3 separate regions of the Mus musculus genome follow, and regions 1 and 2 are each linked to region 3. The links are chromatin loops, found by intact Hi-C in ENCODE. Cell type or tissue: left cerebral cortex. All regions are shown on one strand. Region 1 overlaps D430041D05Rik (RIKEN cDNA D430041D05 gene). Region 2 overlaps D430041D05Rik (RIKEN cDNA D430041D05 gene). Region 3 overlaps D430041D05Rik (RIKEN cDNA D430041D05 gene).

The links. A loop is a pair of places that touch in the nucleus more often than their neighbours do. Peaks named below come from ENCODE experiments on the same cell type or tissue, not always from the same donor. Only the 100,000 strongest peaks of a DNase experiment are listed, where the experiment ranks them.
Region 1: it touches region 3 in a loop (3.0-fold over the local background); 7 of 42 quality-filtered maps call a loop at or near these places.
Region 2: a loop joins it to region 3, with 2.2 times the contacts of the local background. A loop is called at or near these places in 3 of 42 quality-filtered maps.

What each region holds. Positions count from the first base shown.
Region 1 is chr2:104,332,059-104,336,058 of GRCm38, reverse strand. The region is part of intron 1 of D430041D05Rik (RIKEN cDNA D430041D05 gene); the gene reads left to right. Among named protein-coding and RNA genes, the nearest start is that of D430041D05Rik, 77 kb to the left of the region's middle. In left cerebral cortex, a CTCF peak has its summit at 1,943 (motif pointing left); a DNase peak (open chromatin) is centred at 1,937; H3K27ac peaks cover 1,874 bases.
Region 2 is chr2:104,349,397-104,353,396 of GRCm38, reverse strand. All of the region lies in intron 1 of D430041D05Rik (RIKEN cDNA D430041D05 gene), which reads left to right. Among named protein-coding and RNA genes, the nearest start is that of D430041D05Rik, 59 kb to the left of the region's middle. In left cerebral cortex, no CTCF peak of the experiment used is centred here; DNase peaks (open chromatin) are centred at 197, 914, 1,526 and 1,774; H3K27ac peaks cover 1,920 bases.
Region 3 is chr2:104,405,497-104,409,496 of GRCm38, reverse strand. All of the region lies in intron 1 of D430041D05Rik (RIKEN cDNA D430041D05 gene), which reads left to right. Among named protein-coding and RNA genes, the nearest start is that of D430041D05Rik, 3.1 kb to the left of the region's middle. In left cerebral cortex, no CTCF peak of the experiment used is centred here; DNase peaks (open chromatin) are centred at 846, 1,637, 1,860, 2,264 and 1 more place; H3K4me3 peaks cover 2,839 bases; H3K27ac peaks cover 836 bases.

The sequences.
Region 1 (4,000 bases), 73 kb after region 3:
TTTGCTGGAGGTGGGGGTTGTGGGACTATCATAACGATCTGTGTGCACCTTCAGCTGCCTATTCCATGCATGCACATTAATGAGAGTGTAATTAGCTTATTGAATGTACTGAACACGGTAGAGCTCCTGTAAGGAGGCTATTTTGCCACTCGTTTGTCCCCCTTTTCTATTTGTGTATGCTGTGCACGATTGCATATGTATGGGCACACATTGTATGCACGCATGTGGAGACCTGGGGTTCATGTCAGGACCAGTCATTGGTCAGCCACTCACACAATTTCTGTGCCACCTTTACCCCAGTGCATCATGTTGGCAGGACAGATTGTAGGTGGAAGGTCTTGAGGCTGGGTTGGTGTTTTAGACCCTCCCCTGGAAGAATTGTGCTGAATCAAGCCCATGTACACCAGGGAAGCACTCAACCAATTGAGACGTATCTCCAGCCTAGTCCCCTCTTCTTCTCTCTTTATAAGTCTTTTTTTTTTTTCTTCTGTGATGTTAAGGCTCAAACCCAGGGCCTCATGCATGTGAAACAGGCACTCTCCCCACTGAGTTATGTCTTCAAAATTATAGAGTTAAGTGTTAATATTGAGAGTCTAAGACCGAGACCTGGGGAAACAGTGGGCCTGAAAGTGACAGCTGGCACGGTAGGAAGGCACTATAAGGATTCTAACATTTTCTTTTTAATAATTCTGGATCTCCCAGTTTTGATTGCAGTTGCCAGCTGTTACAAAATGGGCTTTTTAAAAAATGCATAAATGTGGGCATTTGGATGTTAGTGCAGGGGGTGTCTCAACATTCCAGCAACTGAAATTGATAATCATGATGAAGAGTGTCAGGCTTCACTGGCCAGTCCAGACACTGTGCTCCTGCCCCTGGGGGGGGGGCGGTGCTGTGACAGTGTCACATTCATAACATTCATATGCATTTGGGTTTATTCACCCTCTCTCTCCCTCCCTCCCTCTCTCTCTCTCCCTCCCTCTCTCTCTCTCTCTTTCTCACACACACACACACACACACACACACACACACACACACGACGCTGCCCCCCCTTTATCATGAGTTTGTTTTGAGAGAGCGTGGCAGGTTCTTCTGAAGTGTGCTTTGTGGCAACTACTCTGGGAATGATTACACATTAGATGTTCTTACTGGACAGATCTGCCTCCTAATGTCACGTTGCCTTTGGCTACTTCTTTGTGTGCTGTCTCACACAAGGCCTGTGTATGATGATTGGAGAGTTTGCTTAGAACAACAATGTCCTATTAGTAGCATGACATAGTACTTCTCATTTGTCACAATTGTGGAAGGAGTTGGGGACCTGAAGCAGCAGTGTCCTGGAGGATATGAGAAACTGATTGTGATTCATGGTGTCCCCATTTCACATAATCCATCAAACCTTTCCCTACTCTGGGTTGTAGAAACATCTCCATCCTACCTGCTCCTTGTATCTTTATTTTGTCTCTCCCTCAGCAGCCCAAAGCACATCCCCACCCTGGTCAGGCTCCTCACCATGCCCTCTACTCACCAGAGCAGTTCCTTTCAAAGAAAGTGGTTAAAACATTTGACTCAGGAATCATGGCTGCCTTGGGTGGGGCTTACACATTACCCTAACGGCAAGGACCAGGCAGTCCTTGGTTCTTTGGAGAAGGCCCTCCACTCTACAGGAGTAGAAGTAGAAAACTGGCTTTTCATTGGTGACCTTTGGTGGGAGGGATTGGGAGCCTGAGGCTAAGGTGAGGGGGGAGGGGAAACAGGTGAGCACGTGGTGTGCACCTGATTTTGAGGAGATTGGTTGTTACACAGCAGGGCAGCCCAAGCCTGGTGTCCTGATGATGGATTGTGGGTAGGAAAAGGTTCTGTTGGACAGATCTTATATGGGTGTGTTCCTGTAGATGGGGGTGAGTGTTAGTGGGTTCCTGGTATATCAGAGCCATCTGCTGGTTAAAAACATCCGTGTGCTAACACATCCACTGCTTGCTTGATTCTCTGTATGTCCACTGGTTTGATAGACGTGAGCATGTCTATGAATGTGAATATGTGTGTAAATATGGCACTCGTGACATAATGCTGGTTACAGGAAGATTTATGCATACAGAAGGGGCGTCAGCTTTGGGAAAGGATAGCTAATTAAAAGGATCGTTCTTACCTCTTGTGCTTCTGCTGAAGAACACAAGCAAAAATCCCCTTTAAGCGTTGACATTTAGTGCTTTGCAAGGACTGGTGAGGGTGTGAGGAAAATGGGGTTCCTTGTTTTTGCTGTGTGACATGGTTAAAAATGCATATTTGCATGCAGAGAAAAATACTCTGGGAGGGACAGACACCAAGATGTCACATATAGTTGTCTTGGCAAAGAGGGGTTATTGGATAGTAATTTTTTCACTTATTTATTTCTATTTTTAAAACTTTTCTGCAGTGAAATTTCATACTTAAATATAAGCAGAATAACATTAAGCTGATGTGGAGGATCCATCTATATACGTAATTCTCCATTTCTAGAGAATAATCATTCTACTTCATGTTTCCCAAAGAAATGCTTCCCCCCCTCCATGGAAAAGTATAGGTCACCTTTTCAATAAAAGGGAAGTCAGTATTCAAAGGGTGTTAGGCCAGCCATTCAACAATGTCTGCTGTGTGACTAGGATCTATGGTATGCCCAGCTCCTTCCACACATGCGCAATGACAGCAACATCACATCTCCACTTATAAACGACTACAAAGAGCTTCACCCAGATGTTCGAAGCACTGAGGCAGGTGATCGATAAGCTAGGATTTGAGCAATTAAATGACTCGACTCTAAAGTTTGACCCTCCTTCCACACCAGCCTGCCCGCTGCGGCACACAGGCATCGGAGCACTGAGTTTGTAGGTACTCTCTGAACCTGGAGATTCCCCAGACATTTAGTTCTCTCTCATACCTGAACAGGAGACTGGCTTACACCTGTGCAGCCTCTGCTCCCAAAGGGCCTGAGTGTCACTATTGTTAAATGAATTATAGGGTAAGAATAATCTACCCAAACAGTAAAATCCACCAACATTTATAGAGTATACACCACATGCCAGATGTGCTAAGTCTTTTATGCGAACTCTCTCTGTAATTCATAAGAGCCCTGGGAGGTAGATACCATTAAACTTTACAGACATGTTACTACTGAGGCATGTAGAGAATTCAGCTTGTCTAGGGTCACCCAGCTAGAGAGTCTTCCAGCTGGCTATAAGCCTTAGGCTGAGCTGTCTGTCTCGTCAGTCTAAAACGCTGAAGAAAATCAGATTCTGCCTTACTGGTTCATGATGGCTGAGCCTCTCCCAAGCTAGGGCCAAAACCATGGAGACTTTTCTGAAGACAGGATGGTGTACGTTTAATTCCACTGAATGTCTGGATCATTTAGCCTGCTACCAATTCCTACTTAAAAATCAGAAGACTGTGCAGGCAGCTTACCAATCAGCAGGGTATTATGTACAATCTAATAGCTCTGTTTCCAGTAAAAAACTGGATAGCTATCAGTAATATTTAGGAAAGGTGATTACAGTAACATTATCGACTTCTTTGAACGTTTGGTTTCTGCCATGGAATGGACTTGTAAGGTGGCTTTCTTGACGATAGGATCTTTGTCATGGAAAGTGGTCTTCACTACTGTATATTTATACATTAGCCTCCTAATTGCTCCTTGGGCGTCTCAGTAAAAGCGTCTGTATATATCCCTATGCAACATCAGTTTTGTACTAGGGTGAGCTTTCAATTTCCTGAGAAAATAGTTGTTGTTTTTCTCAAATAATGAGAATTATTATGATCAACTTATGTCTGTCTTTATCATCACCCCGTGTATATTTTTACTTTATTCGCCAGGAGCCAGCAGTGGGAAGAGACAGTGCCCTCAGTGGTTAGAGGCCTGAGCTCTCTGAGTATTAGACTGGTGAGGTACAAAGGTACTGGTTAGGTACTTGTGGAGTTTCTCATTTACTTTAACAAAACACTTGGCAAATGCAACTCAAGGAAGGGGCAGTCT
Region 2 (4,000 bases), 56 kb after region 3:
AGCCCAAACCATAGCTATCATGAGTTCTTGACCTTCTGGTGAGGCTTCCAGTTACCAGCCCAGAGGTCATGTTCTGAAAGCTTTCACCTGCTCATTCTTTCCCACCTACCTGTCTTTTGCACCCATAATGACCAGGCGTGACTACGCATTAAGCCTCTTGCTCCTACCACTGGGCCATCTGGGAAGTCATTTTGGGGCTCTGAGCCAGGTGTGGATGGAGAAGTGTGTATCCCTCACCCCAGCGTGTGTGCTTCAGTCAGACAAACAGTCCTCCTCCTTAGTTCTTGTTGGCAGTTTGCAGGAGTGGGAAGGGATTAGAGACAGTAATATGTCCATTTTATACGGATATGAAATCAACAAATTAAAAAAACACAAAAGGGGGCTAAGAAAAATCTAATAAAAATCTGTCACAAAGGGTTTGGTGATATGACCATTTCCTTGAAAAATTCAAGTTTTGGTGTCTACTTATCTGAAGAGTTTCATCTGATTTGCATACAGCATTAGGTATTACATGGATCACTTAATAATCACAACTGCTTTCTCGGCATCAACCTGAGGTTGGCCTGTCTTGAGATTTCCTTGGCCACGCAAATTAGCCCATCACCTTGGAACTCTGTGTTTATCAAGTTCTCAGGACACAGGCAGAATGAAGCCAAATTCCTGGCCAGAATAACACATGATATTTCCTATCCAAGTTCCTGATAGTCGTTGTTTCCCTCTGAATGTGGAGGGAGGAGCTGAAGCAATGTCCATGGAGAAAGCTGACTGGCTTACTCCCAAGGCTTGCTCAACCTGCCTTCTTACACATTCTAGAACAAAATACCCAGAATGGTACAGTGGGCTACCGTGAATACAGTGGTCTGGGTCCTCCCATAGCAATTATTAAACAAGGAAAGGCCCCATAGACATACCCACAGGCTAATCAGATGCAGGCAATTCCTCAGCCAAGGTTCCTTCCTTCTTTCCAGGTGACCTGCACACCACCCATTCATAAAGCCTGTGCTATTCCTGGAGAGACTCTGCTGATGGGTGGTAGTCATTGCCTCTGCAAAGAGGACTTGAGATTGGAAGGAGCAGGAGATGCTGACTATTCATTGTACGTCTCTTTGCATTTCTGGAGTGTTTTGCCATGTGTGTGCATTAGTGTTCTAATTAATTCATTAAAAATGAGCTGTCCTTAATTTTAGCAGCTATTGATATTGAAATGAAGTGTGAGCATATACAGAATATGGACTAATTAAGCCTGACAAATAACACATTTTATGAGCACACTCTATGCCATGATGAAATTCTCAGAAACTTGGTGCACCGCAGATAAGGCCATCTGGTACTTGAGTTCAAGGGGAAAGAGCTCCTCGTACCCTGGATGCTCCCTGGGACCTGTGATGTTGCTTATACATGATTTTAGAGTTGTCTGTGCACTCCTCTGTTCCCTTGTTGGCCTGTGAAATTCTGGAGACGAGTGTGTCTCACACAGCAGCTGCTGCCAATGCTTAAAACACAAGGCGCTCTTGATCCTGTAGGAGTGAGGCCTAGAGATGCAACCCGGTTCTTCTTCAGTTGAGCAGGTGACACAGCCCGGCCTTGTGTCCAGGGACTTTTCAGTTAACAAGGATATGAAGGAAAGGCAGGGGTGAGGAAAGACAATGAAGAGGAGCTAAGTCTGATGAGGACAGCATACCTTGACAGCCTAATTTTATTCCCAAACCTCGGCTGTGGAGGTGGTCGCTGGAGGAGGCGGCAAAGCCAGCAGGACAGAGAGAGCAGCAGGTGGCAGCGAAGCAGAGACCTGGCTGGATCACAGCAGCTGTTCGGTGAAATTTCACAGCGCCTTTCAAGAATGAAATCCGATTTATATTTAGCATTTGATTTGAATCCAGAAGGAACAGACAAGCTGATGAATATCAAGACAGTAAGAAAGACTTTGTGTCACTTATTGAGAGGATTTGTAATCAAGTGAAGGGGATGTCTGATCAGCTCATTCATTTGTTCATTCATTCATTTGCTCCACATGTACTGCCAAAGCCTTGGGGGCCCATGAGAGAGGCAGAAATAGTTTGACAGAATGGTTATGAATATCCCAGGTTCAGATTTCTGGTTCTTTCCTTATTGTTGGTACGGGGATGGTAGTGCCTTCTTATCGGATTAGTTGGTGTACCAGAAGAAAAGTGCCTGACATAATCAGAACTCTAATGTCAGCCTTCTAACTTAGATGAACTATTCTAGTTTGCTTTTCTGTTGCTGTGACAAACACTGTGACCAAAAGAGCAACCTGGGGAGAAAAGGGTTTATTCAGCTTACAGGTTATACAGTTCATTGTCAAGGGAAACCAAAGCAAAGATGTGAAGGCAGGAACCTAGAGGCAGGAACTGATGTGGGGACAATGGAGGAACGCTAGCTTGTGCTACACAGCTTGCTCAGCTTGCTTTCTTATGTATCTCATGACCACCAGCCCTGGGTGATACCTCCCACAGTGGGCTGGCACCCTCCTGTATCAATTATTCATTAAAAAAATGACCCCAAATCAGGCCAATCTGATGGAGGCAACTCCTCAGTTGAGGTCCCCCCTGCGCAGATGATGTGTGTTACATTGACAAAAGTAACCAGCACGTTCACTGGACATTTTTGGAACTCCTGCATTATCCCAGCATTACCAAAGATCCTGGGGGTTGGAAGATTGTAGACATAGTTTCTTCATAAAGAAGCCATCCAGGGCTGGGGAGATGACCCAGTCAGTCAAGTGCTTGTGGTCCAAGCAAGAAGACCTGAGTTCAGATCTCCAGAGCCCACATAAACATCAGACTGTGGTGTTGTACATCTGGTAACCCCACTGCTTTAGGAGTGGAGGTGGAGACAGGTGGATCTCTAGAGCTTGCTGTTCAGACAGTCTAGACAAATTAGCAAGTTCCAGGTTCACTGAGAGACCCTGTCTCAAAAACTAAGGTAGGTTATAATAAAGGAAGGCACCTAACATTGGACCTTTGGTTTCCACTTATATGATTACACATGTGTGCACACACTCACACACATGTACAAACGTGCACTGACACACAGCAACACACATACACACGAATGTCATCTGCTGATGGATACACTATTTATATCTTCATTTGTAACAAATTCCTCAACACTTAGTGCCTTGAAGACTTGACAGACATGACTTGTGACCCACAGCTTCTGTGTATGGGTCAGGAACTCAGCCAAGCAGTCCGTTCATGATCTCTCCTGAGTTTACAACAGAGTGTGGGTGAGGACTGCGGGTGTCTGAGGGTTCTGCTGGAGCTGGAGGATGCACTTACAAGCCCACTCACTCACAGGAGTGGGAAGTTGCTTCTACACAGTGGTGTCTTCAACATGAGTGTCTTAACAATATGATGACTGGCTTATCCTCAGAGCAAGTGCTCCAAGCAGCCCAAACCAGAAACTATAGTGTCTTTATGGCCTAGCCTCAGAAGCTACACATCTGTGGTAGTTTGACTCTGCTTGGCCTATGGAGTAGCACTATTAGGAGGTGTGGGCTTATTGGAGGAACTGTGTCACTGTGGGAGTGGGATTTGAGACCCTCCTCCCAGCTGCCTAGAAACCAGTCTTCTCCAGGCCACCTTCATATCAAGATGTAGAATTCTCAGCGCCTCCTCCAGCACCATGTCTACCTGTCTGCTGCCATGCTTCTTGTTATGATGATAAAGAATTGAACCTCTGAAACTGTAAGCCAGTTCCAATTAAATGTTTTCCTTTATAAGAATTGCCTTGGTCATGGTGTCTCCTCATAGCAGTGGAAACCCTAACTAAGACACCTTCATTGGCTTTATTTAATTGGTCTCATAGCTCAACTGATTCAATACGTAGGGGAAATGTTTGAGAACACAGACACTGGAAAGTGTGTTCCTTGTGCATGGAGCAATGGGTGAGTCAGGCTTCTCATCACCATGGCAAACACCCCAGAGAAGCAACTTTGGATGAGAGATTTATTAGACTCATATTTCCACTCTGGGGCTAA
Region 3 (4,000 bases):
TCCCCTCCCTTCCTTTTGGGAATGAGGTACTTAAAATAATTGATTGCATTTTGCAAAAGGTTCAGGCATTGATCAAATGTATACCTATTTTTTACAAGAGGCTCGTTGAAGAAGAGTCACTCTTGGTGCTCAGACCACCAACGATCCTTCAGAAACAGATTTCTGTACTTCCGCGGACGATTTTGTGGATCTGTTGTAACTATTTGGGCAGAATTATTCTGCAGAAGTGCTTTGAAACTTACACTGCGCGGCCAGCCATGGTCTTTGAAATAAGAATGATTGCTATGACTCCCGTGAAGGGCAAGCTTCTGTGTTTGTGGTGGAATTCTAGATTATAGATACATTCAGCCTAACAAATGCAAACCTCTCATTTTAGGTAACTGGTTTCTGTAGTGCTGCAGCTTTTAGTGAGGACCAAGGAGAACCGCCCCTCGCCCTCCAACACGTGTCTATGTATGGCCTTTCCCCATATCAGATTGGAAGTCCCAGTTTTGAAGGAGCTTATACCAGTTTTAAATTACGTATTCTGGTGGGCTATATCTATATAACTGTTTAATTTAAAGCCATTTCCCTTTGATTCACTTAAAAGTCACTGACAAGGAGTCTGTGTGTCCAGGAATTTCTGTTGTGATTCTTTCTTGTAGTTCCAAAATTCAGTAGTTGACCTTCTAGGGACTCCGACCCTCTGGCTTTATATATGTGACACAATGTTGAGAGAAGTCATGAAGAAGGCATAAGGAAGCCCCTTAGTGACCACCGGCTGAGAACCACAGAGGTTTTGGTTAGCACTCACCCAATTCTTGATAGTTCTGTAAACCGTTTGAGAGCTTTTATGCCTTGAATGTTGCTCATTTGCTCGCAGAGACTGAGAACTGTTCAGCCATCTGTGACGTGAAATTTAGCTTTCCTGTATTGCCCCATTCAGGCCCATGCCAGCCGATTTTTTTTGACAGGGTTTTGGATTTCTGATCTCCCTTCCAACCTTTGTATTTGGCTCCTTCTCAACCTCTGAGTCTTTGCTTGGCTCATCTTTCAGTCAGCCAGAACCTTCTCTAGGGGACTTGTCATCTTCATCTTTTGCTCTTAGTCTGCCCCCCCCCTCCGCTTTTTTCTTGAAGTATACTGGTCCCGAGACATAGCCTAGGATAGGCAATCAGAATGAAAGTGGGTGTCATTCAAACATCTGTTCTCTGAGGCCTGTTATTTCCCCCCTTCTCATTAGAGTTGGTTTCTCTGTGCTATTGGGGTGCCTTTTCTACTGTCACCTTCAATGCTCAGTTTTCCATGGACAAGACCACCTGTGGCTCCACTGCCTGCCTCTGAGCTTTGCAGCATCCTGTGGCTTTACCACGGATTCCATTTTTATGACTGGCTTCTTGGTGGCAGAGTGAACACTGGGCATCCAGTCTGACCCTTATCACTTCTTTCATATGCTCTCTGATTTCAGCGTCTTTGCAGCCTAGGAGAGGCCTGGGCCTCATACAGGACATCTCGAGAAGTTTGTGGGAGAAAGCACTGTCTGGAGGGAAATGGAAGGCTAGGTGACTCTTGCTGGGGACATTCGACTTTCCTCCTTGTCTGGAGCTTGCTCTGATGGGCAGCTGCAGCTCCGTGCTGTTCTCTGCAGCCTGTGTCTGATGCAGAGTTATCTGAGAGGCTGAGCCAGTGACCTGTCACATTCTGCTTGAAGTCCTGACTGCTTCCAAGCCTGTCATTTACATCACTATGCTTCTTGATTTTTAACAAGGCTAAATCAAGCATCTGCCTTCGTTGGAAAAATGGGCAAAAATAGGTTTGTTTCTAGAAAATACTTCCCGGATTCCTAGCACCTTGGTGGCAGGGCCTTTACAGTGTGTTCTAAGCTGGTTCCACCACCACGCTCCTTGTCCCTTTGCCTGAATCATCATGGGAAGTCTGCAGTCACACTTAGTGCTCTCTTGAAGGCACCCTCTCCCGACTGTGTCCCATGGAACCCCTGCTCACAGGCTTCTGTCACTTCTGTTCTAGGAAAGAAGTTTCTGAAGGGCGATGCCTCTCATTCTCTCCTGCCATCTGGGTTCCAGGCAACAATGGCAGAGTGCAAATCTGTCATCCTACCTTTCCTAACTCCCTCCCCGTTTAACTGACATCTGCAAACGTCTAATGTATCGGCTGTGTGCAGTTGTGTGCAGGCACAGTGCTCATCCCCTGTGGGTCTCTGCTCAATGTGACCTTGGCTTCTGTGACCCTTGTTTCTCTCTCCCATGTGAAATGGGGGTAATAAAAGCTCTACCGCTATTGGGTGGGTGCACTGATTTGGTGACTGCGGCAAAGTCTAAAACAGTGCTTGCCACGTAGCTGCTCACAGACTGCCACTGCTCTCATGAGAATGGCAGGAATTGCCCGAATGTTTGTTTTGCCAGACTGGGGGCTGGAGTAGGGGATATGGTCTTGAATATGGAGCCACCATTTTGCAGAAGTCTCTCCTGAAGAAGGACTTGAACTCTATCTATCTACTATGTGAGCAGAGCAATAAAGTCGGACTGCAGTTCATTTTAAGGAGAGTTGGGGGTGGGGCTCTGTAGGGTAGGAGGGTTGTCAGGGTTGATGGTGGCATTCCAGGTCAAGGAAAAGCAAGTTTGTACCCGGAACACAGGGTGGAGGAGAACCCAGCACCTGCCCTGCTCTGAGGTACCTTCCTCGCAGGGTGGCTTCTGCAGCCACTGTGTTCATTCTCTGCCAGCTGTGCTTCCCTAGTGCTTACGATGATGCCCAGGGTAGACTAGGAACCCAGTAACAATTCAGCTTCTTACATTCTTTCCTTTCAACCTGGTCGATTCTGTTAGATTATTTCATTTAAGTAACTCACAGTAATTTATGAGCGGCTGCTTTATTAGAAGACGGGTCTGCCCATGTCAGGGGTCCTCCTGTTTAGTACACCACAAAGGGGAGATAGCTTTACCCTGCATGTCTTCCTTGCCCTTCCCCATCCTCCTCATACACGCCACCAAATCAGAGCCCCATTCCATAGATTCTGCATTCTGTTCATGCGTGCATTCATGCATTCATCTACCTATTCATTTCACCCAGTCATTCCGTCTGTGTTTTGATACCTCAGTATCCTTGGGTTATAGTAAAGAATCCAAACAAAGTCCCATTTTTTTACACTATTTGAAAGTGGTTCAGTACTTTTCAAAGCTGACTGAGGATATGAATCACTTGAAGATTCTGTTAAAATTCAGGCTGTGATTCAGTTGGTCTGGGACAAGGTGTAAGGGGAGGTTCTGTTGCTAAAACTAAAGGGAGCTGGGAGGGGCTGGTAGTGGGGTTGCAGCTCCGGGACAAGGTGGTAGTGTGTCTTTAAAACTACACAGAATGGGGCTGGAGAGATGGCTCAGCAGTTAAGAACAATGACTGCTCTTCCAAAGATCCCATGTTCAAATCCAATCAACCACAGCCATCCGTAATGAGATCTGACACCCTCTTTTGGGGTGCCTGAAGACAGCTACAGTGTATTCACATATAATAAATAAATAAATCTTTTTTAAAAACCTACATGGAACGCAAAGCCCGAGATTATGTTGACAACTGCAGTCTATAGGTCTCCTTTGAATAGCAAGTAATAAGTAAATATGGTGAGAGAATAAGGCAGGGTGGCAGTTGGCACCTTTATACCCATGCTTATTTATACTGGATGGTCAGGGAGGGGCCAGGATGAGATGAGGGGGGAAGCATAGACAGCACAGTGGCTATGGGCGGGGGTCGGGGGGGGGTTTCCAGGTGGGAGAAGTGAGGCTGAGGGAAGCATGAGGCTGAAATCCACACTGAGGCGTAGACAGTGGAAAAGGGAAAGGGTCGGGATCGGAGGGGAGAGTGTGAACGAGCTGTGAAGAGAGACCTGGTAGAATAATGTGATGAAATATAAGGGTAGGAGAGGAAGAGAAGAAGCAACATGGCTTTGCCAGCTGCTGAGACATTTGGGTTAGCCACGAAGCGAACACTCAGTTTGCAGATGTGGAGG